Linked DNA regions of Homo sapiens: region 2 is linked to region 1. A link is an interaction called in ENCODE POLR2A ChIA-PET data of the cell type or tissue named here. Cell type or tissue: A673. All regions are shown on one strand. Each heading gives the region's core, and the rest is flanking DNA. Links, peaks and the distances in the headings are about the cores only.

Region 1 (7,886 bases), core at 2,211-6,210:
GGCCGTGGAGACAGTCTGGGTTTTCAACAAGCTTCCATCTCCAGAAGAGGTCCTGGGGTCGCTGCCTTGGCTTTGCACGTTGGGAATGAGCTTCGTTTTCCACCTCAAGAAGGAACAAATGAAATGCTATTAATATGAATTTGCCGTAGGCCTTAAGATTATAACCTCTATTCCATACCATATATGTCTTACAACCTCTGCATTTAATTAATCCATTTTGTTAATTTGGGGATGGCTAAAATGAATTGCCCTATCAGTCAAAAATCCTGAGAGTACACTACAGAGTTAATATAGTGACATTTTTACTTTGGTTCCATGTATACGTATGCCCAGAGTTATGATGTGAAGTGTAGTGAATACTCTGGGTCATGGTAAACAGAACAAAAAAAAAGTTTGAAAAACACCAGTAGGAAACAGGCAAACATGAATAGGGAAGGCGGGCAACAGCCAGATCAGGGAAAGATGTGTCATTCTGCAGTGTTTGGTGTTTTTGGTCCACTGTGGGAAGCCACTGTATGATTCTACATAGGACAGACATAATCACATTACCCAACGCACTGCCAACTCCCGTGACGCTATGTGCTCTGTCCGCTCACACTCACAGCCCAGAGGATACAAACCGCTCCCTTTTTCCTTAAGATCTTACAATTTTCAAGATTTTTTTTTCCTTCCTAACATCAAGGATCTCTAATGATAGCCTCGGAAAGGACACTCAGCAAATATGTTAAAATAATGTTGCCAGATATTGGTGATAATGATTTTCAAATAAGAGAACTCCCACATCCTCAAAGCTTTAATGATCTGAGATTTTTTAAAAAGTGATTAAAAGTAAAATGTAACATTGTAACAAGATGAGACAAAGACAAAAGGAAAGTAAAAGCATGGCAAAGTTCCGTTCCTTCACTCCAGAGAGCACCTGCTTCCGCTGCTTTGAACTTGGGGAGGCTGCTTTCCTTTGGTGGCAGCGATGCTGGAAGCACCTTCTCAACCTGGGTCCCTTGACAGCCTCAGATGAATCCCAACACTTTGTGCTTGTGATTGTGCTATCCGTGTTACAAGCACAAGTTTCCTTTTAGAAACTCATTCTAAATAATGGTGGATTATCGTACACTTTCATTTCAATGGAAAAAGAAAGTAAAAGAGAAATAAAAGGAAACTTTGACATAGTTTAATAATGAATACAAAAGTCTAGATGGCAAGTTACAGTCCACAGAGTACTTTCCATGGAAGGATGGTGATCTATGGAATGGGAACTGCGAGGACACCTGCCCTTCAGGCTTTTGGAAAGAGAGGTTTGGCTCCTATATTTAAAGTGCTCACAAAGTGCACAGCACAGAGCAAGCCCTGCAAGCAGGTTAGCTAGTATTATTATTCCAATTATGCCCAATGCGGCCCCTAAAGATGATCAGAACTGCAAAGAAGCTATTTGTATACCTGGGTAGCTACTGAAAAAGCAAAAACCAACCAACCAACAAAAAACAAAATAGGAGGAAATCAGCCACAGAATGATTTCAACTGAGGAGGTCCTCCAATGACAATTTCATTTTCTATTCTCCTGGAAAATCAACCATTCCCTGTTTAACAGGAAAACACTACAGCATTGTGTTAATCACTATATTATCACTTGTACTCAGCTTAAGAGAGGAGGAGAAGGCACCCTTAGGTAAGGCAGTGAAGGGACAAGAAGACTGGTGGAGCCGGAAGTGCAGGGTGCTCTAGATTGGAGGTGTTAGCCCTGCTTGAGAATGGGGCCACAGCAGGGCCATGGAAGTTGTCTGTACCTCAGTACTTCACAGTTCGCTGTGCCAGGCCCACAGAGGTATGGATCTTGCACGCAGGAGGATCAAAGAGCTACGAAGGACCCTGCCTTTCTACGGAGAAAGAAACAGGGCTCTAGCAGAGCCTGGGGTGGGAGAGAGGGCACCCCACAGATTCCTATTTACATTATAATTTTGCATCACAGATTTTCAAAGGCTTGGTCCAGGTTGCTCTTCCTGGGAAGGTTTTCCTCTCAGTCTGACATGAAAACATTTAGTTTCCTGGTGAGGCCTGGCCTTGCAGTCCTAGGCTAGCGCCTGAGACAAGCACTGGGACTCAGAATAGACTCGCCATTGGCAGCCAGGAACGCCTGAGGGAGACAACCTGCCCTTCTGTTGGGCCATCCCACCACTGCCTGGCACAGCGAACTGTGAAGTACTGAGGTACAGACAACTTCCATGGCCCTGCTGTGGCCCCATTCTCAAGCAGGGCTAACACCTCCAATCTAGAGCACCCTGCACTTCCGGCTCCACCAGTCTTCTTGTCCCTTCACTGCCTTACCTAAGGGTGCCTTCTCCTCCTCTCTTAAGCTGAGTACAAGTGATAATATAGTGATTAACACAAACATGGGTGCCCAGAGATAGCCATTTACCTAAAGGATAGTATGTCACTTGCCAAGAAAGAGTCTATATCTCCTAATAAAGTCATTTCTTTCCACAGTCTCACATTTTCCCACCTGTTATTTCCTTATTCCATGGGGTCACCTTGCAAATTCTCCTGGAAAGTTGGCTTCAGAGAACCTCTGTACAGTTGCTTACCAAAAAGCAACTAATCCCTTTCAGGGACTAGTGCTTAAAAAAAAAAAAGAGCAAAGAAATTCCTTCACTATGAAATGAGGCAGTTTGTCCCTGGTGGCTCTTTTAAAATACAGGGATGTCAGGGGAGACCAAGTCTTACTTCCAAGTGGGAGAAACGGGGGCCTTGTAGTGTTGCTTTACAGATATAAAACAGGTCCAGTCCAGATTATTTTCAAGAAACCACAGGCATGAGGCTCCAGGGGCTGGAGCTTTCCCACATCTAAGGCTTCACTGGGGGGCTGCGGCTGAAGCTGGGCCAGGCCAGGCGAGCCCCGGCACAGCCCAACCCACCAGTGAAGTCTGCGCAATCAAAGCCAGCAATTACTGCTCTCCGGCTGCGGCTGGGCTTCAAAGGGAGTGAGGCAAGGCCCATCTTACATATGTTCAGACTTGGGCTCCCTCCACCAGGAGTCACCACGCATTTGTACTGGGGATGCAAAGGCGGCACAAGACCCCACCCCACCCCATATAACCGAACCCCCCTGATGCTCTCCTGGACCAAATTCCAATCTTGACAAAATATCCCATCAACCAAATGGAACCATGAACCCAAATGGGTAGAGTTCCTTACTAAAAGCCCAAGCAATAAAGGTGAATCTAAAGATTTCAAGAGTGGGCCTGTTTCTGGGAGGTCAACAGCACCGACCCTGGGCCAATAGGGCTTTACAGACCCTGACTCAGGAGTGAAGAAAGGGAAAGGGGGAAACTCCTTCTCTCTAAGCCCAAATAAATGTAAAATCCTACCAAAAGCAGAGCGCTTGGCCAGCTCATGTCCTGGGGGTTCCTCCCCAGGCTGTCCTCTGGAAGAAAGGGCCAAGGAGACAAGTCTATGGGTGAGCTCTGAGGTGGTGGAGTGGAGGGTCAGGAGCAGGCAAGGGCCAGCCCTGTCAGGGTGCCACTCAGGGCTCACTGGCCAGTCAGTTTAAGCTGTCCAGGCCAAGGCAAGGGCAGCAAAGCTGGTGTCCAGGAACAAAATGCACCCCTGCCCCATCATGTAATATCACTTCCTTATTCAGAATTGGTGAGGATACAAAAAAAGTGAGTTGGAATAAAAGACCCTTTCTTCGTCGTCCTCTTCCTTTTACGCCACTCTCAAATGCTACTAACAAGAGGCAGGAGCCTTAAACGATGTGCAATTTGAGGGGAGAATATTAGAGATTGGTTTTATGAGAGGTAAACAGATTCACAGATTTTAATTGCAAAAATGGAATTCCAGCATCACACCACACACCTCATGCCAATTGTCTCCATTTTTACACCTTGGGAAAAACTGACAAAAGCCTGTGATTTGAGGGTGTGAACTCTTCTGCTGCACAATGTCATGTGTGTATGAAGGAAGAGAGGTACAGACTTCTACAGCAGGAAGCAAGCGTGACAGAGCTAGTCTAATCCTGTTTTTTTAGCAGAGACTTAGGAATATGGTCATAAAATGACTGGCCCATGGTGACCCCTAGAGAGTCCCAGTGCTGGGCTGTTCCCCAGGCCTCCTGGCATCATAAAAGTGACAGTCTTGTTGACTTGAAGGTGGTCTTGTCTGCAAGAAGCTGGTGAGGGGGAAGGAACAAAAACACTGTCCACTACGCACTGATTTGCCAGGCACTGAGACATGGACTTTAGAATTTCACATTATCATCATTACAGTTTGCATCTTCCCACCCACTTACAGATAAGGACACTGAGGCTACCTGAAGTTCAGTAACTTGCCAAAGGTCACCCAACTAATAGGCAGCAGGATGAGCCTCTGAACTCTCAACATGTGTTCTCTCCACCATACCTTGGAACTAAATTATCATTCACTTTCTTCTCTCCTTCCTACCTTCCATCATTCTGTCTGTCCATCCCCAGGCAACAACCCCTGTATCCTGGTGGAGGCAGTCTACATCTGTAACAGTGCAGCCACCCCCAGGATATCACGCTCTGTTTGAAGAAAGATGATAAAGAGAAACAAACGCATAAGTTAACTTTGAAATTTAAGTCCCTAAGACTGGAAATATAACCTACAAAAGCCAGCTTCAGCTCCTTGACAGTAAACATTACCCAACATTTGAGAAAAAAGAAAAATGAAAATGTGTGGTTAGGAAGGTTAACACTGAGTTTTATTTCTGCAGCTGAATGACTCCTTAGTCCCAGCATTCAAGACTAGTTAGTTAATCCCCTAACCACAAAGCTCTAAAGCAAAAAGATTCCCAGAAGCTGGAGGTGGGAGGAAAGGGGTCATTGCCACTCCTGGATTCATGTTCTACCAAGGCAAGGCTTCCTCTCCTGTGGCTATTCAGAGTGAATTACCATCAGCTCAACCAGACTTTGGCAATGTCAAGATGACTTTGAGACAAGCCTGTGACCGTTAATGAATTACTCCAGGGGAATTTTTCTGTAGCTACTGGTTTCTCTTCCTGATCAGCCTAGCCCTCTGTGTTTGTCTCCTCTGTGAGGACATGTGTCCTATTGGTAGGCCAGACCTCCTGGTGCAGGTCATGACCGCTAGATCCTTCCTACCACGGGAAACATGGGAGAAATGGTCTTGAGCAAGTTTTGAAGGAGAGAGCCTCAAAAGCCCATTGTAGTTCTGTCAGCTGAAGTGCTTCCAGAGGGTAATAACTAGCTAGGTAGACCTCCCTCATCTACTCACCTCCAAACGCTATCCAATCCACATTTCTCTCAACAGACGTTCTCTCACACTAAAGATGTTAAGTTCACCTTCTACAAATGAGGTGACAGGATCAGGGCACACTTTGGTCTTTTTTTGTTTTGTTTACCCAAACCAAGCCCTTCCACAGTTATGCCAGCATTTGTGTGTGCACCTGTGCATCTGGTTAAGCACAGGGAGGTGATAACTTGTATGGGTTAGAGTGTGGGCTCTAAGGACTGACAGTCCTGGGTTGGGTTTGGATCCTGGGTCCATCGGTTACCACCTGGAAATCTCGGGCATGCACTCTGAACGTACCAAACCTGTTTCCTCATCTGTAAAGTGAAGATAAGAAGCTGCTCTACCTCATCAGGTGCGCTGCGGGATGTGGGAGACGTATGTGCAGAGCCGGGCGAGTGCAGGGCAGACGCCCTGAAGCAGCGTAGTGAGTGCAGTAACAGCAGAGGATGGAGAACTGGGGCTCAGAGCTGATGGTAATTCACTCTGCAGACGCAGCGCTGCTACTCGCCAGCTGCATGGCCCTGGACAAGTGATTATTTTCTCATCCTTCAGACAGAACTGAAATCTGTCCCCTCCACCCCACAATGGGGCTGCTACAGAACGAGAGGAGGCAACACATGCAGAAGCATCTGTTAAAGCCTCTGGAATGTGGCAGGTGGTCCATACAGGTTGGGACCATTTCTGCTGTTCCAACTTCACACGACACATTCGGGGCAGCAAGCAAGATTCATACTATTACAGAACTTCTGGTAGAAAATTAAGACCAACAGGGTATTCTGCCAATTAATTAAAATATCTCTTATGAAACAGAATGCTTCTAAAAGCATGATGCTAGCTGAGAAAAACTAATCCCAATACAAAAAAAAAGTTAGATTCACAAAAACGATATATAGGCAGTTAGAAAAATTTAGTGTAGAGATTGATGTAAACCTTATGCCAAAAAGTGAGTTTAATTTTTAATGCTTTTAATTTTTCTTTCATTCTGTCAAAAAGAATAAAGTTACTTTGCTAAAGGTCACAGACAGCTATGAGCAGCAGGATTTCCCACTCATCTGGCTCTCAGTAACATGGTAGCTTCATTTATGAAGAACACTGCTGAGGAAAAACACGTTAAAACTATCTCAAGGTATCACAGTAATGTCATGAAATTTATGTGCAAAAATAGCACATTTTAGCCTTTCTTAAAATAGCACATTTTAGCCTTTCTCTATACCCCAAATCAGACCCCATTTACTTTTAATTTACATATTATTCAATTAAGCTTCATTTTCCTGGTTCCTAAATCCACACAGATCAGAAGAAACATATTATTGTGGGTACAGGGTATAGTCCCAAACAGCAAAGGAAGCCACAAAAGAATTATTAAAAAGCAGTTTCTTAAAATTCCATGTTATTTGGGGTCATTTAGAATAGTATTATACAAATCACCATACTCCTTGTGGCATATATAATATTCACTGTAAAATAATGGCATGAGGTATTCGTATTCAAATCAATTTCAATGTACTCTGCTGAAGAAGACAGAGTTGCATCCAAAAGTGCTTTGAAAAATTACATGTTTTGACACTTAAAGATGTAAACCATATAGCTTCTCTGAAAAACTCCATTATCCAGAAGGGCTCATTTCCACACAGTTCCTCACAACTCAGTAACAAACAGTTCTATTAAACAAAATTTATCCAAAATACTTCTTTTTTATTCTATATTCTAGTGCATTGATCTTAATTCCATTTGGTAAGTTTTCATGAACAATACTAAACATGAAGCATTTCAAGAGGGTTTTAATGAACCTCATATACTCCTCTCCCTCTGCTATTATTTTTTAATGGCATCAGATCAGTCTTGCTACCTGAGGGTCTATTTCTCTATTTCTGCTCCCCAAGGCAACTTAAACACAATTCTAGCTCTTCTGATCATTAAGGAGAGAAAAGATAATTGATGGAAGGGATACTGCCCATTCTTAAAAGCTTTCACTGTACCCATGAACCCAACCCAATTTCTTTATTAACACAGAGCTGTCTAGATAAAACCACCCCAACTATCAGCTTCCTAGTGAGCTATAGCGGACATCTGTCGGGCTGCTGTCCAGCTCTCCTCTCCATTATCCCAACTCCAACACTGTTAGAGCAGTGAGCTCCTGACAGCCATTTTGTACAATGTGACCTTCTCCTCTGGCCACAGCTGATTATAGATTGGGGTGGAAGTTTGACCCAAGTTGGGCTAACCAGAGTCGCTTCTACAGAATTTGAAAGAATTATTGTCTCTTTGGGAGATGATATTGTAACAACATATAGCTTGAGTGCTCTAAACATAAGGCTCAGAGAACTGAGAGAGTCAATCTGGGAAGGGAAGGAGGAAGTGATTTTCAGGGAGGGACAGATGGAAGCAGCAGGGAAAGTGTCTGGACAGCTTTCCAATTTCCAGTTTTCTTTTTGGCCCAACTGCTCTACTGTCCTTGGATTCCACAAGATGCTCCTATATCCTTAAAACACATTTCCCCTTTCTCCTTAAGTGAGCACCATTTGTTTCCGGCACTTGCCATCAAAAGGCTCCCATGAATGCACCTAGGGATCCTGGAACAATGGCCAGGATGTGAAAAACTGCAGTCCACGCATAACTGAGTC
Region 2 (7,886 bases), core at 1,605-5,604, 540 kb after region 1:
GTGGGGTTGGCTTTGGAGCAGGACTTAATTTTGCCTCATTTAAAATCATGTGCTCAATTGCTTTCTTTCTCTTAAATAATGAAAAGCCAGCAAAGAATAGCTTAATGCATAAGGAAAAATGAATTTAGAGAAATTATTCATCTGCCTGTAAATAATAGCTTCATGGATATGAGGTAGCTAATTCTCGACAATATTAGGTGCTCTTTCAATAAAAGCAAGAGAAAGAAAATATCTCAGAAATTTCTTTGTCATGCTTAAAAGTCCTCTGTCCCCCACTCCCCACAATTCCCTGTTTTTTTTTTTAGAAGGGATATTTGTTCTCTCTTATAATCTGGAAATGTATGTGCCTAATTAAAATAAGATGTACTCTTTAAATGATGAAAATAAAAAGTGATCAAAATAGATTTTTGTTATCCTTGGGGCATTGGGAGTTTAAACGCAAACTGCATGGCTTGCAGTGTGGAGAATTAATTATTGGTAATTGAAGTTGTAAGCTTAATTCCCTGCTTGCTTCAATGAAAATGAATCCTTTTATTTAATATTGAAATAAGCACCACTAACCTCATGATCTGAGACAGCACATGCACTCAGCTTTTGAGCAACAGTGAATGTTTAAAAAGCTTTATCTTTTTAACACTGAATTGTGATTAAAACAAAACAAAACAGAAACACCAGCTTGCGGGAGTGGTATAAATACATTAGCAAATAACATAATAGATGGTATTTGGGTACTCTTAATAGATGCTGTTCTTATTCACCAGTAAGAGACTTCATTTTGTATTCAAATAAAAGTCTAAACCATTAAAAAATGCATTTATGCTTTTTGAAAACTTGTCCTGAGTAAAATATTTTCGTTGGCTTGTTTTGTCATGTTGAAGCAGGGTGACCGTTCAAACTGTTGGGCAGAAAAATTTCTCTGCCCTGTGTTTCTGCTGTGAGGAGTTCTTGTCTTCCTGAGGAAGCATTACAGCTAATCATGATGTGGACTTTGCCTCCTGCCCAGTTCTCTTGCTGTGTCTGTGCCCCTCTGTGTCTCAAGGAATGTCTCTGGGTATTTACACTGACTGTTCTGTGACTTAGATCTGGTAGATTTCCAGGCCCCCTATTCTATGCCTGCTCTTTGCCTAATTAACATCTACTCCTCTCTCAGATCTCAACTCAAACATTACACCTGAGATTAAGGCAAGCACTCCTCTCTTATATTCTTACCACAGTAAATCATGTTGCAATTACTTGTTTCATGCTTGTCCGTTCTGCCAGAGCACAAGTTCCAAGAAGGCAGGGTCTGCCTTGTTCACGGGTAGAGGTCCAGTAACTAGTTCAGAGCCTTGCATATATGGGGGATCAAGAAACATGTTTGAGTGAATGAATGAATAAATGAATGAATGGTGAATGAATGTTAATCAAGGTTGGTCTGAGCAACACTTGGCAAAATTCCCAGTTTATAGTCCTGAAGTATCCATAACTCTTACAATACAATTAATAATTCATTTTTCTCATTTTTAAATAGGAAATGAATGGGATTAGTATTTTCTGACTTTCTATTTATTGTACTTCATACTTAGTCCTCAGTCAACATTTCCTAAAAGACAATTTATCCATATTTCAGTAAGTAACATCTGTAATTGTGTAATAAGTAACACAAGAAAAATTAAGCTTGTTGTTTAATGTATTTATTAGAGAAAAACCTAGATATTGAAATTCCTTCAAATGAAACAGTGTTGTTTGAATTTGCTCTCAGTGGAACCTATCATTTCTGACCTAGGAGAGGTCTGTTCTTTAAGCAACCAGCCTCTGTGTCCACAAAGTTTGGTCATGGTTTGTAGAAAACTCCTTTGGGTCAGCTCCAAGGGCCAAGTTTGCTCAGATTGCTCAAACTTTCAAAACTATTTTTCTCAAAAGCACAGGGCTTAAATGAACACTTGTTTGATCTAAATATGGTTTCACATTGTCATGGAGAGAAAATAAAGGAGACAGAAGAACGCTTTGGTCTTTATCTCAGTATCCTGAAACTTCTACTTCATTCATTTTTAAAAAAGGAGCAAAAGTAGATCTAAATGGTTTTCTGGGTTAAGATGGTAGACTAAACCACACATCTAATTTTGCTGCTCTACAAAATTCCATAAAACTTGAGTAAAGTGATTTTCTTGAAAAGGTACAACTCACATGAAAAAAACACAAAAACAAAAAAAAGGAGAAACTAAAAAACAAAGAAAAAACTGGAAAAAAAAAAAAAAAGGCCGGGCACGGTGGCTCACGCCTCTAATCCCAGCACTTCGGGAGGCTGAGGAGGGCAGATCACTTGAGATCAGGTGCTGGCCAACATGGTGAAACCCCGTTTCTACTAAAAATACATAAATTAGCCAGGCATGGTGGTGGGCGCCTGTAATCCCAGCTGCTTGGGAGGCTGAGGCAGGAGAATCACTTGAACCTGGAAGGCGGAGGTTGCAGTGAGTTAAGATCACACCACTGCACTCCAGCCTAGGTGACAGAGTGAGACTCTGGAAAAAAAAAAAAAGAAGAAGAAAGAAAGAAAGAGAGAAAGAGAGAGAAAGAAAGAAAGAGAGAGAGGGAGGGAGGAAAGAAGGAAGGAAGGAAGAAAGAAAGAAAGAAAAAGAGAGAGAGAGAAGGAAAGAAAGAAAGAAAAGAGAGAGAAGGAAAGAAAGAAAGAAAGAAAGAAAGAAAGAAAGAGAAAGAAAGAAAGAGAGAGAGAGAAGGAAAGAAAGAAAGAGAAAGAAAGAAAAAGAAAGAAAGAAAGAAAGAAAGAAAGAAAGAAAGAAAGAAAGAAAGAAAGAAAAAGAAAGGAAGGAAGGAAGGAAGGAAGGAAGGAAGGAAGGAAGAGAAAAGCAAGCAAGCAAGCACAAGAGAATACAAGGGCAGGAAAATTTTGGAATCTGAAAAGCAGACTGACAACTGGCAGTGCCATATACCCCTACCACTGGTGTAGAGGGGAGGCCAAAATAATGAAGAGGGTAAAATGAGGATTGAATGAAAGCTGTTCCATTGGGTTAAATCTCTATACCTTAACTCACATTGCCCTTTCCTCACCTGATTTATTCTGAGGAGTAAGCGCAGCAGAAGGCCTTTGAAATGCAGGACACGAGATACAATTAAAGATCTATCATCATACCAAACACAGACAGATTGCATGACTGAATGCATATGGAATGCTAAAACCTTTCATCACTTCCTCCACTTGGCTTCCAGAATGCCAGAAGCCTGGTCATTTCCCTTTAGTAAGGAGATCGGAAGAATGTTTTCTGCTAAAAATCTCAACATAGGAGGAAAGTTTTTTGTTTTTTGGGTTTTTTTTTTTTTTTTTTTTGAGATGGAGTCTTGCTCTGTTGCCCAGGCTGGAGTGCAGTGGCGCGATCTCCGCTCACTGAAGCCTCTGGCTCCCAGGTTCAAGCAATTCTCTGCCTCAGCCTCCCAAATAGCTGGGATTACAGGCATGTACCACGACACCCAGCTAATTTTTGTATTTTTAGTAGAGATGGGGTTTCATCATGTTGGCCAGGCTGGTCTTGAACTCCTGGCCTCAAGTGATCTGCCCACCTGGGCCTCCCAAAGTGCTGGGATTACACGCATGAGCCACCATGCCCTGCCAGGAGGAAAGATTTTTTAAATATTGACATTGGAAGTACAAAGAGCCTATCCAGACCACTTGACAGTGACATCCAAAGTAAACAAGCTCCACAGAAGCACCCAGAGCAACCAATTATGATTTAAATCCCTTGTTCTTAATTATAAAGGAAGGATGACAAGATATGGAAGATAAAGACCAAACCAATAAACAAAAGAAAGCAACTTGAAGGAAATAGAGACTATACGGTGGGGGGTGGGGCGGGGGGAAACTCCAACAAAGCTATTCTTTTTTTTTTTTTTTTTTTTTTTGAGACAGGGTCTCATTCTGTTGCCCAGGCTGGAGTTTAGTGGCTCTATCTTGGCTCACTGTAGCTTCGATCTCCTGGGCTCAAGCAATTCTCCCAACTAATCCTCCTGATTAGCCAGGACCACAGGCATGCACCAATATGACCAGCTAATTTTTTTTTATTTAATTTAATTAATTTATATATTTATTTATTTGAGGTAGAGTCTAGCTCTGCCGCCCAGGCTGGAGTGTAGTGGCGTGACCGCAGCTCACTGCAACCTCCGCCTCCCAGGCTCAAGCAATTCTCCTGCCTCACCCTCTCAAGTAAGTGGGATTACAGGCGCATGCAACCACATCCAGCTAATTTTTATATTTTTTTAGTAGAGACGGGGTTTCACCATGTTGGCCAAGTTGGTCTTGAACTCCTGACGTCAAGTGATCTGCCCACCTCGGCCTCCCAAAGTGCTGGGATTACAGGCGTGAGCCACTGTGCCCGGCCACCAGCTAATTTTTGTATTTTTTTTTTTTTTTAATTTTACTTTAAGTTCTGGGATACATGTGCTGAATGTGCAGGCTTGTTACATAGGTATACATGTGCCATGGTGGTTTCCTGCACCTATCAACCTGTAATCTAGGTTTTAAGCCCTGCATGCATTAGGTATTTGTCTTAATGCTCTCTGTCCCCTTTCCCCCGACCTCCAACTTTTGTATTTTTAGAGGAGACAGGGTCTCATCATGTTGCCGAGGCTGCTGTCGAACTCCTGAGCTCAAGCAATCCACGCACCTCGGCTCCCAAAGTGGGCCACCGTGCCTGGCCAAACAAAGCTATTCTTTTTTTTTTTCGAGACGGAGTTTCACTCTTGTTGCCCAGGCTGGAGTGCAATGGCACAATCTCGGCTCACCACAACTTCCGCCTCCCGGGTTCAAGCAATTTTCCTGCCTTAACCTCCCAAGTAGCTGGGATTACAGGCATGCGCCACCATACCCAGCTAATTTTGTATTTTTGGTAGAGACAGGGTTTCACCATGTTGGCCAGGCTGATCTTGAACTCCTGACTTCAGGTGATCCACCTGCCTCAGCCTCCCAAAGTGCTGGGATTACAGGTGTGAGCCACTGCACCCAGCCCAAACAAAGCTATTCTTAATAACCTCAGAGAGACTGGGTGCAGTGGCTCCCGCCTGTAATTCTAGCGCTTTGGGAGGCCAAGGTGGGCAGATTGAAAGGCAATGGAAGGGCACCGTGGAACAATAAGGCGGAGAGGCGAGACTAAGAGGGCAAAAATCTTCTTTCTTGAGCTCTCAGGCGAGGTTCACTGGTCCGCAGGGGGAGGGCCAGGGAAGTCGCACTGTGCCAAAGGTGCAGCGCGCTTTTATGGATGCTGGGTGAAGAGTGGGCGGGGTAGGGGCGGGGTCGGTTGAGTTTCGCGCTTCTGAGTGTGACACGCCCTAGTGGGCATGCGCGTTAGTCAGGGTGGCGGGAACAGGAAAGGTGAACCCGGAAATGCTGAATCAGGGTATCCGAGGTGGCGATCGCCATCTTGGAGTCTTCACTGGAGTCCAATCACAGATCACCTGAGGTCCGGAGCTCAAGATCAGCCTGGCCAACATAGTGAAACCCCATCTCTACTAAAAATAGAAAAAATTACCGGGTCGTGGTGGCATATGCCTGTAGTCCCAGCTACTCGGGAGGCTGAGGCAGGAGAATCGCTTGAATCCAGGTGGCAGAGGTTGCAGTGAGCCGAGATCTTGACACTGCACTCCAGCCTGGGTGATGGAGCGAGACTCTGTCTAAAAAAAAAAAAAAAAATTCTGAGAGAAAATATTTCCTTTGTGAAAATAGAAAATGATGCTATGTCAAAAGAAAATTCAGAGAATTAAAAGAGCAGCTAATAGCTGAAATGAAAAATTCAACAGAAGAGTTGAAGATAAAGTTCAAGAAAGTGTTAAGAAAACAGCAAAAAGACAGACGGAAAATAGAAGAGAAGATATAAGAAAAATAAAGGGAGCACACCTGAAGGTCTCACATATGAGTAATAAGGGTTCCAGGAAGAGAGCAAGGAGAAAATGAAGCAGAAAAATCATTAGTAAAATAATTTAACAAAAATTTTTCACAACTGAAGACATGAATTGCTAGATGAAAAGGGCCCACCAAGTGCTCCTGCAAAATAGATTCTAGTAGAGCTACATTGAGCAACATCACTGTGAAGTTTCAGAACACTGGGGACAGAGATCCTATAAACTTGCAGAGAGAAAAATAGACTACTTAGAAAGGACTAGGAATCAGAATGCCTTCACACTTCTCAGCTACAATAAGACAAGAGAAAGACCTTCAAAAAAAATTTTTTTTTTTGAGATGGAGTCTCACTCTGTTGCCCAGGCTGGAGTGCAATGGCGTGATCTTGGCTCAATGCAATCTCCACCTCCCAGGTTCAAGCGTTTCTCCTGCCTCAGCCTCTCGAGTAGCTGGGATTACAGATGCCCATCTCCACGCCCAGCTAATTTTTGTATTTTTAGTAGAGACAGGGTTTCACCATGTTGGCCAGGATGGTCTTGATCTCCTGACCTCGTGATCCACCAGCCTTGGCCTCCCAAAATGCTGGGATTACAGGTGTCAGCCACCATGCCCAGCCGACCTTCAAAATTTTTCAGAGTCCAGGCACAGTGGCTCACACCTGTAATCCCAGCACTTTGAAACACAAATATGGGAAGATCACTTGAGCCCAAGAGTTTAAGGGTGCAGTGAGCTATCATCATGCCATTGTATTTCAGCCTGGGCAATAGAGCAAGACCCTGAAAATGTCTTTGCTAAATTATAACAGTAATAGAAATCCACCTCAGTTGACTCCATTTTGCTTCTAACCTTCAAACTGTCCTTGGTCATTCCCGGGTGTAGTCCAAGCTAACTTTGGGAGAAATTTAGTTTGTATTTTAACTTTAAAACAAGGATGATAATAGTCCCTCCCTAAAACTAAGCCCTTCCAGCCGGGTGTGGTGGCTCATGCCTGTAATCCCAACATTTGGGGAAGTCGAGGTGGGTGGATCACCTGAGGTGAAGAGTTCGAGACTAGCCTGACCAACATGGTGAAACCCCATCTCTACTAAAAATACAAAAAAATAGCCAGGGGTAACGGTGGATGCCTGTAATCCTAGCTACTCGTGAGGCTGAGGCAAGAGAATTGCTTGAACAAGGAGGCAGAGGTTGCAGTGAGCCGAGATGTCGCCATTGCACTCTAGCCTGGGCAACAAGAGCGAAACTCCGTCTCTAAATAGATAAATAAAAACTAAGCCTTTCCTTGCTCAGGGACTGAAAACCGCCTTTGTAAAACCACAAGATTAGGCTTATGGGAGGGACCTGAACTCTACTAAAATATAGGAGTAGTTTCCATAATCCCTTACTGCTCAGGGATCATGTGCCCAGAGGTCACAAGATTTGTGACTTCTCCAATTGCTCTTCCAGATAACATCACTATTGTAAAACCTAAAATTATTATATTATTTTTTGCAATAGTTTTCAGACTGATCCCACCCACGCTCATGACTCAGGACTCAACTAATCCTGATATTCTCACCCAGAAGCTGACTCAGCACACAAGGACCATTCTCCACACTCCTGTGATTTCATCCCCAACAAATCAGCAGCACCCATTCCCTAGACCCCTACCCACCAAATTGACCATAAAAACCATAGCCTTCAAGCCTTCAGGGTAGCTGATTTGAATGATCACTCTATTTCTCCTGCATGGGCCAGCCTCATGTCAATTAAATTATACTGCAATGCTGTGATCTCAGTGAATTGATTTTGTCTGTGCAGTGGACAGGAATAATCTGTTTGGCAATTATACACTGTCTTTACAAAAACAACAAAAATTCTTGAGTTAAAGCATTCCTACTGCAATTCTAGATTCAGCCAAACCATCAAATACACAGGAGAGAAGAAGAAAAACATTTTCAGGCCATCCACCATGGCTCACACCTATAATCCCAGCACTTTGGGAGGCCGAAGTGGGAGGATCACC

The links. Peaks named below come from ENCODE experiments on the same cell type or tissue, not always from the same donor. Only the 100,000 strongest peaks of a DNase experiment are listed, where the experiment ranks them.
Region 2: POLR2A ChIA-PET joins it to region 1 with 8 read pairs; 2 of 35 experiments call an interaction of 5 or more read pairs at or near these places.

The regions. Positions count from the first base shown.
Region 1 is chr4:108,048,649-108,056,534 of GRCh38, forward strand. LEF1 (lymphoid enhancer binding factor 1) reads right to left here. Exons shown (of 12, transcript NM_016269.5): 12 at 1-103. Among named protein-coding and RNA genes, the nearest start is that of HADH, 63 kb to the left of the region's middle. RefSeq lists an enhancer at 7,827-7,886. In A673, for the core only: no CTCF peak of the experiment used is centred there; no DNase peak of the experiment used is centred there.
Region 2 is chr4:108,589,154-108,597,039 of GRCh38, forward strand. All of the region lies in intron 1 of RPL34-DT (RPL34 divergent transcript), which reads right to left. Among named protein-coding and RNA genes, the nearest start is that of RPL34-DT, 27 kb to the right of the region's middle. In A673, for the core only: no CTCF peak of the experiment used is centred there; a DNase peak (open chromatin) is centred at 3,168.